Regions from separate parts of the Homo sapiens genome. Here regions 1 and 2 are each linked to region 3. A link is an interaction called in ENCODE POLR2A ChIA-PET data of the cell type or tissue named here. Cell type or tissue: OCI-LY7. All regions are shown on one strand. Each heading gives the region's core, and the rest is flanking DNA. Links, peaks and the distances in the headings are about the cores only.

Region 1 (8,361 bases), core at 1-5,000, 850 kb before region 3:
TGGACCAGCTGACCAGAAGACTGAGATACCAGCAGTACAGTCTAGTTCTTACCCACAGAGGGAGAAGCCTAGTGTTTTGTACCCACAGGTGTTATCAGACAGTCATCTACCTGAAGAGAGTCTGAAAGTTTCAGCCTTCCCTGGACCAGCTGACCAGATGACTGACACACCAGCAGTACCGTCTACTTTCTACTCACAAAGAGAGAAGCCTGGTATTTTCTACCAACAGACCTTGCCAGAGAGTCATCTGCCTAAAGAGGCTCTGAAAATTTCAGTAGCTCCTGGACTAGCAGACCAGAAGACTGGCACACCAACTGTAACCTCAACTTCCTACTCACAACATAGAGAAAAGCCCAGCATTTTCCACCAGCAGGCCTTGCCAGGTACTCATATACCTGAAGAGGCTCAGAAAGTTTCAGCTGTTACTGGACCAGGTAACCAGAAGACTTGGATACCAAGAGTACTTTCTACCTTCTACTCACAAAGAGAGAAACCTGGTATTTTCTATCAACAGACCTTGCCAGGTAGTCACATACCTGAAGAGGCACAGAAAGTTTCACCTGTTCTTGGACCAGCTGACCAGAAGACTGGGACACCAACTCCAACCTCTGCTTCTTACTCACACACAGAGAAGCCTGGTATTTTCTACCAACAGGTCTTGCCAGATAATCATCCAACTGAAGAGGCTCTGAAAATTTCAGTTGCCTCTGAACCAGTTGACCAGACAACTGGCACACCAGCTGTAACCTCTACTTCCTACTCACAATATAGAGAGAAGCCCAGCATTTTCTACCAACAGTCGTTGCCAAGTAGTCATCTAACTGAAGAGGCTAAGAATGTTTCAGCGGTTCCTGGACCAGCTGACCAGAAGACTGTGATACCAATTTTACCCTCTACTTTCTACTCACACACAGAGAAGCCTGGTGTTTTCTACCAACAGGTCTTGCCACATAGTCATCCAACTGAAGAGGCTCTGAAAATTTCAGTTGCCTCTGAACCAGTTGACCAGACAACTGGCACACCAACTGTAACCTCTACTTCTTACTCACAACATACAGAGAAGCCGAGTATTTTCTACCAACAGTCGTTGCCAGGTAGTCATCTAACTGAAGAGGCTAAGAACGTTTCAGCGGTTCCTGGACCAGGTGACCGGAAGACTGGGATACCAACTTTACCCTCTACTTTCTACTCACACACAGAGAAGCCTGGTAGTTTCTACCAACAGGTCTTGCCACATAGTCATCTACCTGAAGAGGCTTTGGAAGTTTCAGTTGCTCCTGGACCAGTTGACCAGACGATTGGCACACCAACTGTAACCTCCCCTTCCAGCTCATTTGGAGAGAAGCCCATTGTTATCTACAAACAGGCCTTTCCAGAGGGTCATCTACCTGAAGAGTCTCTGAAAGTTTCAGTTGCTCCTGGACCAGTTGGCCAGACAACTGGCGCACCAACTATAACCTCTCCTTCCTACTCACAACATAGAGCAAAGTCTGGCAGTTTCTACCAACTGGCATTGCTAGGTAGTCAAATACCTGAAGAGGCTCTCAGAGTTTCTTCTGCTCCTGGACCAGCTGACCAGACAACTGGCATACCAACCATAACCTCTACTTCCTACTCATTTGGAGAGAAGCCGATTGTTAACTACAAACAGGCCTTTCCAGATGGTCATCTACCTGAAGAGGCTCTGAAAGTTTCCATTGTTTCTGGACCTACTGAAAAAAAGACTGACATACCAGCAGGACCTTTAGGTTCCAGTGCACTTGGAGAGAAGCCCATTACTTTCTACCGGCAGGCTCTGCTAGACAGTCCTCTAAATAAAGAGGTTGTGAAAGTTTCAGCTGCTCCTGGACCAGCTGACCAGAAGACTGAGACATTACCAGTACATTCTACTAGCTACTCAAATAGGGGGAAGCCTGTCATTTTCTACCAGCAGACCCTATCAGACAGTCATTTACCTGAAGAAGCTCTGAAAGTTCCACCTGTTCCTGGACCAGATGCCCAGAAGACTGAGACACCATCAGTATCCTCTAGTTTATACTCATATAGAGAGAAGCCCATTGTCTTCTACCAACAGGCCCTGCCAGACAGTGAGCTAACTCAAGAAGCTCTGAAAGTTTCAGCTGTTCCTCAACCAGCTGACCAGAAGACTGGGTTATCTACTGTAACTTCCTCTTTCTATTCACATACAGAGAAGCCTAATATTTCTTACCAGCAAGAGTTGCCAGATAGTCATCTAACTGAAGAGGCTCTGAAAGTTTCAAATGTTCCTGGACCAGCTGACCAGAAGACTGGGGTATCAACAGTAACCTCTACTTCCTACTCACACAGAGAGAAGCCCATTGTTTCCTACCAGCGAGAGTTGCCGCATTTTACTGAAGCAGGTTTGAAAATTTTAAGAGTTCCTGGACCAGCTGACCAGAAGACTGGAATAAACATCCTGCCCTCTAATTCCTACCCACAGAGAGAGCACTCTGTCATTTCTTATGAGCAGGAGTTGCCAGATCTTACTGAAGTAACTTTGAAAGCAATAGGGGTTCCTGGGCCTGCTGACCAGAAGACTGGGATACAAATAGCATCCTCTAGTTCCTACTCAAATAGAGAGAAGGCCAGTATTTTTCATCAGCAGGAGTTGCCAGATGTTACTGAAGAAGCTTTAAATGTTTTTGTTGTTCCTGGACAAGGTGACCGGAAGACTGAGATACCAACAGTACCTTTAAGTTACTACTCACGTAGAGAGAAGCCCAGTGTTATCTCTCAACAGGAGTTGCCAGACAGTCATCTCACAGAAGAGGCTCTGAAAGTTTCACCTGTTTCTATACCAGCAGAGCAGAAGACTGGGATACCAATAGGACTGTCTAGTTCCTACTCACATTCACATAAAGAGAAACTCAAGATTTCAACTGTGCATATACCAGATGACCAGAAAACTGAGTTTCCAGCAGCTACCCTTAGTTCCTACTCACAAATAGAGAAGCCCAAGATTTCAACTGTGATTGGACCAAATGACCAGAAGACTCCATCCCAGACAGCTTTTCATAGTTCCTATTCTCAAACAGTAAAGCCCAATATTTTATTTCAACAGCAGTTGCCAGATAGAGATCAAAGTAAAGGTATTCTAAAGATTTCAGCTGTCCCTGAACTAACTGATGTGAATACTGGAAAACCAGTATCTCTCTCTAGTTCTTATTTTCACAGAGAGAAATCGAATATTTTCAGTCCACAGGAATTGCCAGGTAGTCATGTAACTGAAGATGTGCTGAAGGTTTCAACAATTCCTGGACCAGCTGGCCAGAAAACAGTATTACCAACAGCTCTTCCTAGTTCCTTTTCACATCGAGAGAAACCAGATATTTTCTATCAAAAGGATTTGCCAGATAGACATCTAACTGAAGATGCTCTAAAGATCTCAAGTGCTCTTGGGCAAGCTGATCAAATTACCGGATTACAAACAGTTCCCTCTGGTACTTACTCACATGGTGAGAATCACAAGCTTGTTTCAGAACATGTCCAAAGGCTAATAGATAATTTGAATTCTTCTGACTCCAGTGTTAGCTCAAATAATGTGCTTTTAAATTCTCAGGCTGATGACAGAGTTGTAATAAATAAACCAGAATCTGCAGGTTTTAGAGATGTTGGCTCTGAAGAAATCCAGGATGCAGAAAATAGTGCTAAAACTCTTAAGGAAATTCGGACACTTTTGATGGAGGCAGAAAATATGGCACTGAAACGATGCAATTTTCCTGCTCCCCTTGCCCGTTTCAGAGATATTAGTGATATTTCATTTATACAATCTAAGAAGGTGGTTTGCTTCAAAGAACCCTCTTCCACGGGTGTATCTAATGGTGATTTGCTTCACAGACAGCCATTCACAGAGGAAAGCCCAAGCAGCAGGTGCATACAGAAGGATATTGGCACACAGACGAATTTGAAATGCCGGAGAGGCATTGAAAATTGGGAGTTTATTAGTTCAACTACAGTTAGAAGTCCTCTACAGGAAGCAGAGAGCAAAGTCAGTATGGCATTAGAAGAAACTCTTAGGCAATATCAAGCAGCCAAATCTGTAATGAGGTCTGAACCTGAAGGGTGTAGTGGAACCATTGGGAATAAAATTATTATCCCTATGATGACTGTCATAAAAAGTGATTCAAGTAGTGATGCCAGTGATGGAAATGGTTCCTGCTCGTGGGACAGTAATTTACCAGAGTCTTTGGAATCAGTTTCTGATGTTCTTCTAAACTTCTTTCCATATGTTTCACCCAAGACAAGTATAACAGATAGCAGGGAGGAAGAGGGTGTGTCAGAGAGTGAGGATGGTGGTGGTAGCAGTGTAGATTCACTGGCTGCACATGTGAAAAACCTTCTGCAATGTGAATCCTCACTGAATCATGCTAAAGAAATACTCAGAAATGCAGAGGAAGAGGAAAGCCGGGTACGAGCACATGGTAAGAAGAAAGTTTCAGGCTTATAAACGTTATAGTTTAATAATGTGTTTAAAGTTAGATATTTATGTTTTGAGGAAGCTTAGCCAATGAAAAATACAAGCAAGATCAAGAAAAAAAATGAAGTTAGATATTTGGAGTTCTAAATGTATTTTCCAATAGAATTGTTAGAATGACTATATTTCTTCTAACAATCCATAAAAAGCCTATTTAACCAATAATGTAGTTAAGTTACAGTATTAATAGTACCAGCCTGAGTTTACGTTCTTGTTCTTAGGAGAAGTAGATTCTGATGTATGACAGAGAGTAAAGAGGTCGCTTGGGCTCCTGAGCTCCTAAAGCTATCACGTTTCTCTAATCCTCCCATTATAGTATCCTTATTCTGAAGGCAGAAAGAGCCTCCAATTTGCTGTGCTCTAAATTGCTTTTTGTCCTAAAACTACATATATTTTCTCTTTCCCTTTTCTAATAGAACTCTTGGTGTTGATCTCAGACATTTGAAAAAAAAATCAATGTATTTTATACTAAAACTTGGGTTAGAGGTTTAAAAGAGAATATTTACAAATCTCATTAATTTCTAATAGAATTCCATTAAAAACAAAAATCTGTAAGACAATATGGGGAATATATTTTGGGAGGCAATTTAAAAGCAATTTAGGCCTACCTAGAAATCGTCCCTTGAGGTTAACTTCCTACGCTGTTCCCTGCACATTTTTATTCTACAAAAAAACCTCCAAGTTGTATTTATTACTTTTAAATATCAGCTGTCATGGAATTATGAGTAATTGTAGCAGGAACTAAAGGGAGAGGTAAAGAAACTCATGATTAAAAGGAGGATTAAGATAAATATGATTGATTACCCGATTTAAAGTGGCTTTTTTGTAGAATTATCTATAGAGCATGACTTAAGAAAATCAGACTTTGCAGTGAAAGGATCTCTGTCAAGAATTTCTAATAGGTTGTCATAATTGAGAAGAAGACATACTAAGCATTGCAGTGGGTATTAAATTGCATATATTGATGATCTTCTGTGTTGCAATTGTTGACAAATTATCACTTTTGCATTGTATTATCTCAAGTGTATGCTTTCTCTCCAGCCTGGAATATGAAGTTCAATTTAGCACATGATTGTGGATACTCCATTTCAGAATTAAATGAAGATGACAGGAGGAAAGTAGAAGAGATCAAGGCAGAGTTATTTGGTCATGGAAGAACAACTGACTTGTCCAAGGTATAAAAGAAATCTGGAAATGAAGAAAGTAAATATGAAAGAATGGGTGATGGAATTAGGATCTCTTACTTGGGCATCAGTTGAGTTGCTGATAATATTTGGCTAAAGCCTTTTTTGGTTTTGTTTTTGAGACAGTCTTGCTCTGTTGCCCAGGCTGAAGTGCAGCAGTGCAATCACAGGTCACTGCAGCCCTGAACTCTTAGACTCAAGGAATCCTCCCACCTCAGCCTCTCAGGTAGCTGGGACCACATGTGTGTACCGCCCTGCTCGGCTAATTTTTAAATTTTTGGCAGAGACAGGGTCTCTACGTTGCCCAGGCTGGTCTTGAACGCTTGGATTCAAGCGATCCTCTTGCCTTGGCCTCCCAAAATGCTGGGATTACAGGCATGAGCCACTGTGCCTAGGCAGGCATCTTAATTTTTCAAAAGTTAAGATATAAGTATTAGATTCTTACAGTCTAGATATGTTGTTTTTATTGATTCCAAATTCATATTTTGAAAAATTTATCTTCTTAGAAAAATAAGAACTGATTTGCTTGTTTTATCAATTTTTTTTTTAAGAACAGAGAAGACTAAATGTCACCCTTATTTTCTCTTGAAAGTGGTATCTTGAAATCCAGCTATTTTCAAATGTTTATTTTAAATACTTGAGTACACAGCTATAATAGCTTATGTATAAATGGCTTTCATTTTAATAGTACATATTTTCCTTCTATTAACTATTTCATATGTAGAAAAGAGCATATATGAATCATTTATGTAAAGAATAGCAGCAAGTAAAAATAATTCCCATATATTTACTATCGAGCTTGAGAAATAGAACATTACCAAATACTGTTGAAGTTCTTTGTTTCTCCTTTCCCAGTCATATCTTTTTTATTTCTTATTTTGATATATAATGATTTTCCTTCTCTTCAGTATGGTTTTGAACTCTAAGATGGAATCAATATGATACATATTCTTTTGAGAACTAGGTGTTTCACACAGTGTTAGGGTTTTGAGCTGCTTCTATGTAGATGTGCAGAGTTTTCATTTGTTCCTTATTACTGTACAGTATTCCAGTGTGTGATTACATGATAATTTATTCTTTCTCCTGTGGATAAGGCATTTTGTCTGCTATTTTGCATAGTAATAGGGTATAATAATGCCTATCGTAGAGGGTTTTGGTGTGGATTATGTGAGATAATGCCTATAAAATGCTTAGTAGAACGTGTGATGTCTAGTTAGTACTCAGTAACTGGCAGCTATTATTACTATTATTAATCCTGAAAGAATTGATATAGCTATCATGCAAGGATTTCATGGCCTGATTCATACAAAGTTTCTTAGAAAACTATTCTCCAGTGATATAGTTTATTTGGATTATCTCAATTTTGGAAAAGTTTGAAAAGTACAAATTAGATTGGATTTTAGGTTTTACGTATATGCTTGTGAAAAACAAAATTGACAAAATAATAAGAATAATAAAATGGGCAATTGGTTGTCTTAGCACCATTTGTATATATGCTGCCAAAGTGAGCACTATCCTAGCATCATTTGTTTAAAATTACATAGTTTTCTCAGTGATCTGTGTTTCCCTATTTTTAAAAATTATTTTCTTGCGTTCATATTTCCAGATCCCTCAGCAAGCAAGTTGCCTTCCTTTGGGTAGACTCTGGTTTGTCTGTGTTTTTCTTAAAATAAGGTGTCCTGAATTAGATGAAACACAATTTCACTTCTGATCTGACCAGCATGAAGTATATTCAGTAATTCTCTTTCTGTCAATGTACTGTGAGATCTTTAATGGTCACAGCATAATTGGGCATTAAAAAAAACCATGTACTGCTTTCAAAACTTAAAGCTGTAGGAAAAAAGCAAAGCAAAACAAACCAAACAAAAACCATGAACTGCTGCCAAGATTCCTATTCTCATTTCTTGTATCTATATAATACTTTTTTAAAAATCTTCTTATTTTTGAGACAGAGTCTCACTTTATTGCCCAGGCTGGACTGCAGTGGCATGATCTTGGCTCACTGCAACTTCTACATCCCAGGTTCAAGTGATTCTCCTGCCTCAGCCTCCCGGGTAGCTGGGATTACAGCTGTGTGAGTGGCGCATGACACCACATCCAGCTGATCTTTGTATTTTTAGTAGAGATGGGGTTTCACTATGTTGGCCAGGCTGGTCTTGAACTCCTGACCTCAAGTGATCCGCCTGCCTCGGCCTCCCAAAATGCTGGGATTACAGGCCATTACGCCTCGCCCTATGTAATACTTTTTAACTCTCCTGTATTTCTTTTTATTGCTTTTATATCAGTGTTCAAGCCTATTGGAATGATTTTTAATCAAATTTGATCATTTATTTTATTAAAATATCCCTTTCAGCTTTGTGCCATTTATATATTTGATAAGTATTTTTATCCAAATTAGCAATAAAAATGTTTACTAAGGGCTATGGATAAAAAGTCTAAAACTTTTGGCTGGGCGCGGTGGCTCATGCCTGTAATCCTAGCACTTTGGGAAGCCAAGGTGGGTGGATCACTTGAGGTCAGGAGTTCGAGACCAGCCTGGCCGACGTGGTGAAACCCCGTCTCTACTAAAAATACAAAAATTACCTGGGTGTCATGGTGCATGCCTGTAATCCTAGCTACTCGGGAAGCTGAGGCAGGAGAATTGCTTGAACCTGGGAGGTGGAGATTGTAGTGAGCCGAAGA
Region 2 (8,432 bases), core at 1,367-6,366, 520 kb before region 3:
CGTGAACCCAGGAGGCAGAGCTTGCAGTGAACCAAGATCACACCACTGCACTCCAGCCTGGGCGACAAGCGAGACACCATCTCAAAAAAAAAAAAAAAAAAATAGACTAGTTTTCAGAGCAGTTTTAGGTTCACAGCAAAACTGAGCCAAAAGGACAGATAGTTCCCACATGTACTTTGCCTTCCCCAACCCACCCAGACTCCCCCACTATCCACATTCCATACCAGTGTGGTCCATTTGTTACAAATGAAGAACCAACTCTGACACATCGTTATCACCAAAGTCTAGAGGTTAGGTATGCGTGATTCATTCTATGTTATGCATTGTATGTACATATTATGTTATATATATTTTGCCACAAAAAAAATGAGAGAAAGAACTAAGTTCAAGTTTTGATTCTTCCTTTTCTGAGCCTGTTTGATTATCTACAAAATTATTTATTAGATGTAACCATCTATTCTCTGAGCTTAGTGCAGAATAAGCACTCAGTAAGAGATATTAGTACTACTGCTACTTCATCAGCACAGGATTGTTGTGAAATGTGTTAATATACGTGAAGCCCTTTTATAGGTTTTGATCAATATATAACATGTATCCACCCTTAGAGTATCACACAGAATAGTTTCACTTCCCTAAAAATTCCCTGTGTCTCCAACACCTTCTTTTTGGAGACAGGGTCTTGCTCTGTTGCCCAGGCTGGAGTACAGTGGCATGATCATGGCTCACTGCAGCCTTGACCTCCTGGGTTCAATCGATCCTCCCACTTCAGCCTCCTGAGCAGCTGAGACTACAAGCACACGCCACCGCGCCTGGTTAATTTTTGTATTTTTTGTAGAGACACGGTTTCAGTGTTGCCCAGGCTGGTCTAAAACTCCTGGACTCAAGCGATACACCCACCTTGCCTCCCAAAGTACTGGATTACAAACATGATCCAACAGGCCTGGCCTGAAATGACTCATTTTTAAGCCCAGACATGCAGAGAAGCTGACACAGCAGTTGAAAAAGGAAATCTGATCTATAAGTCACAAATTAAGTAAATTCCCAAAACGTTTCAAGTAGGCTTCTCCTGATACTAATCTGAGCTATGCTGGGGAAGTCTAATAAGAAAGACATGGAATCTAGAAAACAATTATTTGTCTTCACCTTCTCATCTTTTTTATGGCTGTCAAAAGCTTTCCCCTCCTATCCCTCCTATTCCTTTCCTAGTTTAAACAAAAATACAATCTTCAGATTTTCCCCACTGAAATCCTGACCTTGATGATCCGGGGGATATTTCTGATTGTGACCATGGAAGGAAAGGAGTCCCACTGGCATTCAGTGGGTAAGGGTTACAAATTCTAAACAACTTGCCAAATTCAGGACAGTCCTACAAATGTGTCCCACATCCTGAATGGCTTTTGGATGTCCTATTCAAGATTAATATAGATAAAAAGCTGTTCATATTTAGCTTGGCCTCAGAACCTAACTCCATTTCACAAATAAACACAAAGTATTTTTTGTACAATACTAATATATATTGAATTTTCCAGGATAATAATCACCTTATCAACCAAATGAAGATTATACTTTGTTATATTTGGAAATCTATTACAGAAACTCCTACCACTAAAGCAATACAACCCACCTAGATCAGTCTACATTTGTAATTCTTGAATTCATGGCGCAGGCAACTATTACTCTATGTCTTTTAATGTAGTCATGTCCAAACATTTATATATTGAAATAAATATTATTTTATTATAAATTACTTTTATTTTATTTTTTATATTATAGTTAGGGTGTTAATTGGTATTTTTGTTTAAAATATGAAGTAGGTTGTATGTACCTATGAACTTCATTTCAGGATAGTAAAGGGGTCATTACAAAGTATTTGCTATAAAAAGAGAAAATGGAATGTGATAGAGTGGAGAGCAGTGTTCTGCATGGTGAACTCAGATGCCTGAAAGAATACTGAATTAACTTTTGCTTACCTTTTGCAAAGGAACTTTGAAAGCAATGAAACGAGTCCCAGGCATCCGCTGTCCAACTGGGAGATAGTCTTTCCACCTATTAGATATATTTTTTGTTAGCCAAATTGTATGTTAGCCTTGTTTCCTTGCACAAAATAAGACTTTTTGAAAATGGGAATCATAGCCCGCACAACATGTCCTCTCTCCTCTCTGCTTTGCATTTCGCCACTCCACTTATTAAACCCCACCAAGTAACGACCTATACCGTCCTTCTCTCCTGTTTCCCCATCATAAAAACGAACACAAGCCAACACAACAGTACAACTCAAATAAGGCCTATATAAAACCGGAGATACCCAGAACTTCTGTATCCCTGTTAAACTTGGCCCAGTACCAGATACTAAAGTGCCATTAATACAAACATATTCACTGAAATAATTTAAATTCAATTATTTCACTTCACGCTTTTAGTTTTCATACGACTGATGCCATAAAGTTCAATTAGTAGGAAACTTCAAGTTCATATTTTAAGAGAAAACCTGCTAGAAGAGGGACTGTGAACTTCACTTAATAATGCTAGGAACTGGCCGGGCGCGGTGGCTCACGTCTGTTAATCCCGGCAATTTGGGAGGCTGAGGCAGGTGGATCACCTGAGGTCAGGAGTTCGAGACCAGCCTGACCCACATGGTGAAACCCCATCTCTACTAAAAATACAAAAAAAATTAGCCGGGTGTGGTGGCGGGCGCCTGTAATCCCAGCAACTTGGGCGGCTGAGGGAGGAGAATCGCTTGAATCCGGGAGGCGGAGGTTGCAGTGAGCCGAGATTGGACCATTGCACTCCAGCCTGGCGGAGAAGAGCAAAAATCCATCCCAAAAACAAAAACAAAAAAACGGATTGGAAGAAAACAAACAGGAGATTCACTAATTAGAACCCCACTGCAATAAGTCAGGCAAGACCTGTATTAGGGTACTGACAGAAAGTGACAGTCAAAAGATAGTAGATAAAATGAAGAGGATTTATTGAGGTATGAGATGGTGGAGGATGGTCTCAAGGAGTAAAAACAGTTCAATGCACCTACGTGCAAAGTCTCAAAATTAATCATTTGTACGTATAAAGGAGTTATCTTTCAAATGAGGCCTGTTAGGAAGTAACAAAGTATGCTCTTTGTGATTTCTGGAAACAATACAAACCAACTTTCCATGTGAGATCTCAGGGCGCTACTACTGCTGGGTTCCTAACTCAAACCATTACACTTTCCGTGCCAACGTAACAAGGAATTGAGGAGGTTCCATTTTGGGAATTAAGGAGTGTCCCCAACAGTAACAGTCCCACCTTAAAGCAATCCTTCCGTATTTTACCTAAGAGCAATGGCCAGAACCTCCCTTTTACAAGAATATGGAGAAATCACAGGACATCACAGACATCGCCCCTTTCAGCTACAGCGGGTGGCGCAGAGGGTCAAAGCCTCAAAGCAAGCGGCGGACAAGTCAAGCTTGCGATGGCAACGGCGAGAGGCAGAGACCACAAACGATGAAGCCCAGACCCAGAAGCCACGAGCTGGAAAGGCCACGCCAAGGGACCAAGACATACTACCTTTCGGGGATGTGGTTTCCGCCCTTCTTCTTGGCTGAGGAGCGTCCTGAAAAGTCGCGTCTCCGGCCCCAGCCACTGCGGGGATGATGCCACTGGCTCATGTGGGTCCCAAGAAGCCGCCCACCCAATGCCAAGTCGGCCAAAAGCGCCAGTCCGGCGCCCTCAATGCCAGGATAAGACCCTAAACAGGAAAAGACTCGGCAGCCACCTACGCCGCGCTCCAGCGTCTCGCTATTGCGCATGTGCCACCGCCGGTCGTGATGGCGTAGCCACGCTGGCTTACTGAGACTCCTGATCTGTAAACAGGACTTTGGTGGCTACAGCGCCCTCTTTAGCCAGAGGCCAGTAGCACAGGTCAATAAGGGCGTGTATGCACCCTTCAGAATTCAAACAGTGAGGCACAGGGAAGTCCCTCTGCCCGATCCGCCCCACGCCCCGGTTCCTTGTGTGTTCTTCTAGATATTTACCAGCGCTTACATTCACATTTTGCATATTTTGTATACATATTTACTTTCACATATATGTATATCCTCTATTTTTATACAAAAGGAGTAACTGTACATATTCTACAGTATACCTTAAACACTGATTATCCCAGTCAATTTATGCATACATAGATTCTATTTTTAATGGCTATAGGCAATTTACTTGCTTATGAGTAACATAATTAAAAGTACCATAACGTATTTAGCCAGTTCAATATTAATGGACCTTTAGTTGTTTTCAGGTTCTTTTCAAATCTTGTTACAGACAATGCTGCAATGTGAACATCCTTATACATATATACAACTATATCTAAATTCCTAGAAGTAGAATGTCTGGAATGAAACACATACAAACTTAAAATTTGGAAAGATACTACCTAATTACCCTCCAAAAATAATGTAGAAACATACACTCCCATCAAAGCCAAACTTTTATTGGGTTCCTATCACATACCAGGTATCATGCTAGAGGTGGACAGAATGTATTTAAGTTTTAGCAAATACAAAAAATAACTGAGAGTGGAGCTCAAGTCCAAGGTTTCCACACAGTCTCAAGCATAAAGATCTGTACCCGTTAGAAAAACGTTCAATTCTGCTAAAAGTGGAACTACAAAGGACAGCATACCCTATAGCAGCTTTGAAAATAGAATAGAGTACTAAATTCCAGATTAAACTGTAAGTAATTATGATTGCAGACTTTTTTTTTTTTTTTTTGAGACCCAGTCTCACTCTGCCACCAGGCTGGAGTGCAGTGGTGCCATCTCAGCTCACTGCAACCTCCGCCTCCCGGGTTCAAGCAATTCTCCCTGCCTCAACCTCCTGAGTAGCTGGGACTACAGGTGCATGCCACGACTCCCAGCCAATTTTTTGTATTTTAGTAGAGACAGGGTTTCTCCATGTTGGCCAGGATGGTCTCGATGTCTTGACCTCATGATCAGCACTCCTCGACCTCCGAAAGTGCTGGGATTACAGGCTTGAGCCACCGCACCTGGCCAATGGCAGATTTTTGAAAGTAATTTTTACTTCTTAGTTTCTAATTTATGAAAGTAACTTACATATATTTTTAGTAATCTTTGCAACCATTTCAGAGCTGGGTAAACCAAGGATAAGAAAGGTCAGAGCTATTGAATAAATGAATATTAATAAAGCTAGACTGCTAGCTTTATTAACATTTTTGAGACAGTACTTTTCCAACCAGTTTTAAATACATAAACATTTACAATTCTGAAAATTTCCACATCATTAAAAATGTGTCAATATTCATAAATTGTTCATTGGAAAAAGAAAAAGACAGGATAGCAGAACATAACAAACCTACAATTAGGAACATTTAATTATTTGTTGTTGTTGTTGTTGAGATGGAGTCTCTCTCTGTCACCCAGGCTAGAGTGCAGTGGCGCGATCTCAGCTCACTGCAACCTCTGCCTCCTGGGTTCAAGCAATTCTCCTGCCTCAGCCTCTTGAGTAGCTGCGACTACAGGCGTGTGCCACCATGCCCGGCTAATTTTTGTATTTTTAGTAAAGACAAGGTTTCACCAAGTTGGCCAGGCTGGTCTTGAACTCCTGACCTCAAGTCATCTGCTCTCTTCGGCCTCCCAAAGTGCTGGGATGACAGGCGTGAGCCCCTGCGCCCAGCCCACATTCAAATTTGACATTAAATTGTAAAATATTGTGGCCGGGCATGGTGGCTCATGCCTGTAATTCCAGCACTTTGGGAGGCCGAGGCGGGCAGGTCACTTGAGGTCAGGAGTTAGAGATCAACCTGGCCAACATGGTAAAATCCTATCTCTACTAAAAATACAGAAATTAGCTGGGCGTGGTGGCTCATACCTGTAGTCCAGGGTACTTGGGAGGCTGAGGCAGGAGAATGGCTTGAACATGGGAGGCGGAGGTTGCAGTGAGCCAAGATTGTGCCATTGCACTCCAGCCTGGGCAACAGAGCGAGACTCTGTATCACGAAATAAATAAATAAATAATACAATGTTTTTCTGAAATGCATGAAAAATTCCAATAGGTGTATAGTAGCCCAAAACTACAAATGTTACAAATGTCTATAGACATGACAAGATACAAAACGTGACATAAATCTTTCAGAAGCTAGAAAAGCTGTATTGGGCTTACACTTTCAATTTGCTAAAAGACACAACATTGGGGTGAGAACAAACTCAGTTATAGTTGACACAAGAAAATCCAGACCTAGGCGGAATAGGGTTCCTAGAAAGTAACCAGACATACTAATGAATAACATAAATGAGGTAATATGACATAAAACATAATGGAAAAAGAATATTATGATTATTTTCTTCAGTGTACAGAAGTAATGGAAGTTCTGGACTAGCTACATAAAAAATATTAAATTCTATGTTCTATTAATACAAAATAAGTGTGTCGAATTGTTTGTCACATAAACCAAAAAATCCACACAAATCTCTTTTTCCCTGTACCCTCAACTTGCCTGTTTCCTATTCTCCACTAAATGCTTAAATTCTTCATTTTGCCTAGCCCTTGCACCCAAGCATGGCTGACAGGATATCCCAAAGGCCCAAGATTCTATAGTGGCTGTTTGCAAGAGAGAGGAGGCTAAAAGTAACTGCCATACTGGATCCCCTTATGTGAGAAGAAAGAAAGTATCCTGAATGCTTCTCACGTATAAAAGAGCAGGATGGCAGGGTGTCTGTGTGGCCCAAGGAGCCAGAGGTAGCAAACCATGGGCAAAAGAAATGTGACCAAAGGCTAGAAGAGGGAAGGTCTGCAGTCAGCCTTGTCTTCTACCTCTCTGGTGTTTGCTTCTCATAAGCAGAGTCCGTATTCCAAACATCCGGACACTGAAAAGAAGACTCCTGCTCTGGAAGTTGACAAGAAGGAATATCCACAAATGTAAAAATGCAAGATCAAGGCTTGGCCCAGAAACGATGCCTAAAATCAAGGGGTTAAAAAAAGGAGAGCAGAAGAGAGATCCAAGTCCAACCTGGCCCAGCCCAAAGAAGGTAGGATTCAAGGAGAAGAAACTAAAAGAGAAGAGCCTTGGACCACATCCTTTCCTACAATGGGCAGTCAACGAACTTTGCCGTTCAACCAAGTTACAAAAGAAGGCTCTTTAATCCCTTCTTTGGCCCTTAAAAGCGGCAGCAGGGCCGGGCGCCGTGGCTCCCGCCTGTAATCCCAGCACTTTGGGAGGCAGGGGAAGACCGATCACGAGGTCAGGTGATCGAGATCATCCTGGCTAACAGGGTGAAACCCCGTCTCTACCAAAAATACAAAAAATTAGCCAGGCGAAGTGGCAGGACTCAGGAGGCTGAGTCAGGAGAATGGCATGAACCTGGGAGGTGGAGCTTGCAGTGAGCCGAGGTCACGCCACTGCACTCCAGCCTGGGCGACAGAGCCAGACTCCATCTCACAAAAAATACAATAAAATTAAAAAGCAGCAGTAAATTCATTAATCAGATTCACTGAAATAGTTTTAGAACAACTGTAATTGCTCAACTTAAACATCCCTTTCCTTTCTCCCCAAGGATATTGTGTATGTACTATATAATTATAAATGCATACTATTACATATTATGAAATGTAACATATAAAATATAAATGTTAGTTAATTATATTAGTGAACATTTATGAGAAACATTGAGATGATCTCCCTAACATGAGAGCCTGGGGGAAAGTGGGACTATCATGTCTGTCTTGCAGATTTCACCTCCCCAGAGCTCAGCCACTTAGTGCTGTTACACCTTTCCTACCACCTCTGCCAGCCAATCCTGTCTTGTGGGGAATCTGACCTCCCTATTGGCTATCGCAGACCTTTAAACTGCCTGCTTTGTGACATCATTCTCCCACCAAACCGACCACCACCTGGTAGCATCTTGGGGTTTCCTGGGCGTGGCCTGTAAATTTGTATCATCACAAGGGGCCAGTGACCAGTAACCAGTGACCAGTGGCCTTCATACTGGACACATGCACTGGTTGGCTTCAGCCACCCAGACATCCGCTAGTATCGTCTCTTCTTCCCTTCTATCTGCAGTTGATGTTTCTTCTTCTCTGACCATGTCAGGTAAAGAGAGAAACTTTTTAAAAAGGTTTTCATGAGATTTCTTTGCCACTAAATTTAGATTTCTTTCCCCCTATATTCCCAAACAGCTTGGAATAACAGGGAAAGTATTGAAGTAGAAATCCAGAGACCTCATTTCAGTTTTGGCTTTGACATTTACTAGCTGTGTGACTTTAGATAACTTTTATTCTCTCACAAAATCTGTTTCCTCATCTATTACACTAGGATAATAGACTGGTTATTCCCCCTGGCCCTTTTCTTTTCTAATACTGAGTCTTAAAGGGTATACGTATAGAAAATGAAATCAGAGACTTTCTGAGAGTGTTCATTTCAACAGAAACAGAGAAAAAACCAAAGTG
Region 3 (5,000 bases), core at 1-5,000:
GGTGCCTGTAGTCCCAGCTACTCGGGAGGCAGAGGCAAGAGAATTGCTTGAATCTGGGAGGCAGAGGTTGCAGTGAGCAGAGATCATACCACTGCACTCCAGCCTGGGCAATAGAGGGAGACTCCTTCTCAAAAACAAAAAACACAAAACAAAACAAAAAAGAAAAAGAAAAAATTGAGTATCTCTACAAAGTAAACCCCCTCCATGGTTCTGAACCTTCAACAAAGCCTGCTGCTCACCTATGTGCCTTAAACGACCAATTTTGAGGAAACCACAGCAGGGCAGAACTCCATACCTGGGCTTTCCTGGAGGTGAAAGCAGAGAACAGATGCCAAAGGTGAAGCACTGTGAGACTGAGTCCACCAAGCAGGGACTTGGAGCCAGGGCAACGCTGAGACTAGAAGCCTTTGGAAATTCACAGACATTTAAGCAAAGGTGTGGGCCTATTCTAGAATGTGGCGAGGAGGCTGGAGTCTATTTTAGTTAACCACATCGAATAAGGTTATAAAAACTTTATATTAGGATTTTCATTGGTTCACTTGCAAATTCAGGCTCTCAACCCATTTCCCCTTAAGGTCTTAAGGTCACTAACTCAAGATTCTCTCCTGGTAGGGTTTTTTGCTTGAGTTTTGTTTTTGTTTTTTAGGAGAACAGCCCTCTTGGCTAGGGAGGGAATGCAGTATATGTTGAAAATTCGGGGCGATCTTGGTTTTAAGGTGTTAAAGGGCAAGAAGAGAGTGGTGTAGAAACAGACTTCCTTGAGGTAATTTTAATTTGTCTTCCTTCCCCAGCCCCAGGGTTGGGGGGAGCATAAAAGGTCTAGAATGATCTTTATCCTTTCTCCTTTTTCTTCCTCCTTTTCTCTTTTCTCACTTCTCCCCTCTTCACCACTTCCTTCAAGATCCAAATTAAGTAGACAAAGGTGAGGAAGCCACCCCAATTTTAAAGTTTCAAACCCTAAAAGAAAGCCAATTGTCGGCCAGGCACTGTGGCTCACGTCTGTAATCCTAGCACTTTGGGAGGCCGAGGCAGGTGGATCACTTGAGTCACTTGAGGTCAGGAGTTTGAAACCAGCCTGGCCAACATGGTGAAACCCGTCTCTACTAAAAATACAAAAAAAAAAAAAAAAAAAAAAATTAGCTAGGTGTGGTGGCACATGCCTGTAATCCCAGCTACTCAGGAGGCTGAGGCAGGAGAATTGCTTGAACCTGGAGCGGAGGTTGTAGTGAGCCGAGATCGTGCCACTGCCCTCCAGCTTGGGTGACGGAGCAAGACTCTGTCTCAAAAAAAAAAAAAAAAAAAAGAAAGCCAGTTGTCTTTGCTCCCATGTTTGAAACGTGGCCTGCCTCAGGGACTCCTTAGTGCAGGAGATGTTTTAGAGATAAACTTATTTTCTATCCTAACCCTTGGCTCCTTTCTTATCAGAAAAGAAAGACAACATGAAACATGTCTTTGGTCCTAAGGCTTTGGAACCTTGTGAGGTTCCAGTGTCTTAATAGAAAGCCTTTCTCTCCTTTACTTCTCATCTTAGGGTAATTTTGATCTTTTGGTGATCCCAGCGCTGCTCAATACCTGGCAAATAGATGAAGGCTTGAATATTTTTCACACTCCTTCCATCAGAAGGATCTCATAAGCTTCTCAGTACCAACGAGGGCAGCCAAATCAAACAAATGCCCACTTTAGAGGAAAAAGATTTGGGCGTGGTGCTCTTAAATTGGGTTAATGTGTATAAAGTGAACCAACTATATGTTAAGTGCCTACCATGCACCATGCACCATGTGAGGTATCTAATATCTATTTATCTCTCATTTAACAACTCGTAGCAATCTGGCATGAACAACCATGCAGTTTGCCTAGGACCGATCTGGTTTTAGCACTGAAAGTCCTTCCTCCCTCATCCTGGGACAAGTCTCAGTCCTGGGCAGACTGAAACAATTGGCCACCCTGCAACAATCTTTCACTCTCCAGATGAGAATACTGAGACTCCAGGGTCTACACACCCCAGTTGGGCTTGACTGACCTTGTTTCTCTTAAACTGGCTCCAGTTCTTATTAGCAGCCTAGAAAAGTGGAAGTGCAACCACATTTCTAAAGCTGCTTCTAATCCTCTTTCTCCTAATGGCCTCTCAAGAGGTTTTCACAGCCAGAAAACACATTTTTTCCCCCCAGGGTAGAAACCCTGGCTCCTACTGACTTTCACCACAGCTTGATGATTCTATTCATCATATGAGTTCTGCTTCAGTCAAAATTGATTGGCTACTAAGTATTGACTTCCTAAATTATTAATATATTCACATTGGGGGAAGGTGTGGTAAGGAGGGAGAGAGAGAAAATAAATAAACCAACTGCTATGGCCTATTATTTCCTACCTATCTATTCCTTTCAACATGAGGCAATTTGGCTACTTGAAAGGACATCATTATCAGCCAGGGTCCAATATGGTGACTGACCAATGACATCTTATAAAGGAAAGCAATGTAGTGAAAGGGCAAGCACAGTCTTTGGAGTCAATAGATCTGTTTTTATTTCCCACATTCACTGATTAACATCTGCATTATGCTACATCTCTTTGAATCTTAGTTTCACAATCTGAAGATGGGGATAATAATATCTCCCTTTTACTGTTGGTGTGAGGATTAATTGAGAAGATGTAATTCCAGATTTCAAGCTATATTACAAAGCTATAGTAATCTAAACAGTATGGTACTGGCATTAAGACAGGCACGTGGACCAAGGGAATATAATAGAAAGCACAGAAACATGCACACATACATGGTCAACTAGTATCTGACAAGAGTGGTAAGAATACACAAGGTGAAAAGATTAGTCTCTCCAATAAATGGTGTTGAGAAGACTGGATATCCACGTGCAGAAGAATAAAATTGGACCCCATCTTATGCCACTGACAAAAAATTAACTTGAAATGGATTAAAGGCTTAAATGTAAGACCTCAAAACATAAAAGTGCTAAAGGAAAACAGGAGAAAAGTTGTTTAACATTGGTCTTGGCAGTGATTTCTTTTGGATATGGCACCAAAAGCACAGGTAACAAAAGCAAAAATAAACTAGTGCAACAATATCATATGAAAAGGCTTCTGCATGGCAAAGGAAACAATCAACAAAATGAAAAGGCAACCCACAGAATGGGAGAAAAGATTTGCAAGCCATATATCTGATAAGGGCTTCATACCCAAAATATATAAGGAACTCATACAACTCAATAGCAAAAAGAAAAAAATCCTATTTTTAAATGGGCAAAGGAAGCCAGATACAGTGGCATGTGCCTGTTGTCCCAGTGCCTCAGGAAGCTGAGGCAAGAGGATAGCTTGATACCAGGAGTTCAAGTCCAGCCTGGGCAACACAGTGAGACCCTTAAAAAAAGGCCAAGGATCTGAATAGATGTTTTTCTAAAGAAGACATATGATATGGTTTGGCTGTGTCACCACCCAAATCTCATCTTGAATTGTAGCTCCTATAATCCCCATGTGTCATGGGAGGGACCTGGTGGCAGGTAATTTAATCATGAGGGTGGGTTTTTCCCATGTTCTCATGATAGTGAATAAATCTCGCCAGGCGCAGTGGCTCATGCCTGTAATCCCAGCACTTTGGGAGGCCGAGGAAGGCAGATCACCTGAGGCTGGGAGTTCAAGACCAGCCTGACCAACATGGAGAAACCCCATCTCTACTAAAAACACAAAAATTAGCTGGGTGTGGTGGTGCATGCATGTAATCCCAGATACTCGGGAGGCTGAGACAGGAGAATTGCTTGAACCCGGGAGGCAGAGGTTGCGGTGAGCTGAGATTGCGCCATTGCACTCCATCCTGGGCAATAAGAGCGAAACTCCATCTCAATAAATAAATAAATTTCATGAGACCTGATGGTTTTATAAAGAGCAGTTCCCCTGCACATTCTCTCTTGCGTGCTGCCATGTAAAACATGCCTTTGCTCCTCCTTCACCTTCTGCCGTGATTGTGAGCCCTCCCCAACCATGTGGAACTGTGAGTCCATCAAGCCTCTTTTTCTTTATAAATTACCCAGTCTCAGTTATGTCTTTGTTAGCAGCGTGAGAATGGACTAATACAACAAAGAAATAGCCAATAGGTATATGAAAAAGTGCTCACCATCACTAATCATCAGGGAAATGCAAATTAAAACCAAAACCATAGTGAGATGTCACCCCATACCTGTTAGAATGGCTACAAAAAGCAAAAGATAACTAGTATGGGCAAGAAAGTGGAGAAAAGGGAACACTTGTGCACTGTTGGTGGGAATGTAAATTGGTACAGCCATTATGGAAAATAATATGGAAGTTCCTCAAAACATAAAAGTAGAACTAGTATATGATCCAACAACCCCATCTCTGGGTATACACCCAAAGGAAGCCAAATCAGTATCTTGAAAAGATACCCACGTGCCCATGTTCACTGCAGCATTATTCACAATAGCCAAAACAGAAACAACCTGCATGTCCACTGACAGATGAAGGGATAAAGAAAATGTGGCATATACAAATATATACAATGGAATATTATTCAGCCATAAAAAAGAAGGAAATTCTGCCATTTGTTTCAACATGGAAGAACCGGGAGGGCATGACGCTAAGTGAAATAAGCCAGAACTATTGCATGTTCTCATTTATATGTGGAATCTGAAAAAGTTGAACTCATAGAAACAGAGGGCAGAACAGTGTTTACCAGGGGTCGGATGTGGAAGATGGGGAGATGTTGGTCAAAGATAAAAATATTCCAGGGATCTAATGTACTGCATGGTGACTATAGTTAATAATACTGTATTGCATACTTGAAATTTGCTTAGAGAGATCTTAAGTGTTCTTACCATACACTCGCACAAAGGTAACTATGAGTGGTGATGAAGGTGTTAACCAATTTGATTGTGGTAATCATCTCACAATGTGTATGTATATCAAATCATGTTTTATACCTTAAACATGTATAATTTTGTCAATTATACTTCAATAAAGCTAGAAAAGAGAAATGTATG

What was found. ChIA-PET counts read pairs that join two places held together with the same protein. Peaks named below come from ENCODE experiments on the same cell type or tissue, not always from the same donor. Only the 100,000 strongest peaks of a DNase experiment are listed, where the experiment ranks them.
Region 1: POLR2A ChIA-PET joins it to region 3 with 5 read pairs; 1 of 35 experiments calls an interaction of 5 or more read pairs at or near these places.
Region 2: POLR2A ChIA-PET joins it to region 3 with 8 read pairs; 1 of 35 experiments calls an interaction of 5 or more read pairs at or near these places.

Annotation. Positions count from the first base shown.
Region 1 is chr2:73,449,626-73,457,986 of GRCh38, forward strand. ALMS1 (ALMS1 centrosome and basal body associated protein) reads left to right here. Exons shown (of 23, transcript NM_001378454.1): 8 at 1-4,442; 9 at 5,537-5,670. ALMS1-IT1 (ALMS1 intronic transcript 1) reads left to right here and starts at 7,478. Exons shown (of 2, transcript NR_046762.1): 1 at 7,478-7,701; 2 at 8,316-8,361. In OCI-LY7, for the core only: no CTCF peak of the experiment used is centred there; a DNase peak (open chromatin) is centred at 2,126.
Region 2 is chr2:73,776,331-73,784,762 of GRCh38, forward strand. It overlaps DUSP11 (dual specificity phosphatase 11), which reads right to left and starts at 3,773. Exons shown (of 9, transcript NM_003584.3): 1 at 3,544-3,773; 2 at 1,971-2,046. The coding sequence starts at 3,644. It overlaps C2orf78 (chromosome 2 open reading frame 78), which reads left to right and starts at 7,853. Exons shown (of 3, transcript NM_001080474.3): 1 at 7,853-8,076. The coding sequence starts at 7,980. RefSeq lists enhancers at 3,265-3,414, 3,545-3,594, 3,675-3,744. In OCI-LY7, for the core only: a CTCF peak has its summit at 3,878; a DNase peak (open chromatin) is centred at 3,821; H3K4me3 peaks cover 1,942 bases; H3K27ac peaks cover 737 bases.
Region 3 is chr2:74,295,504-74,300,503 of GRCh38, forward strand. All of the region lies in intron 7 of SLC4A5 (solute carrier family 4 member 5), which reads right to left. Among named protein-coding and RNA genes, the nearest start is that of SLC4A5, 45 kb to the right of the region's middle. In OCI-LY7, for the core only: no CTCF peak of the experiment used is centred there; a DNase peak (open chromatin) is centred at 2,078; H3K27ac peaks cover 1,340 bases.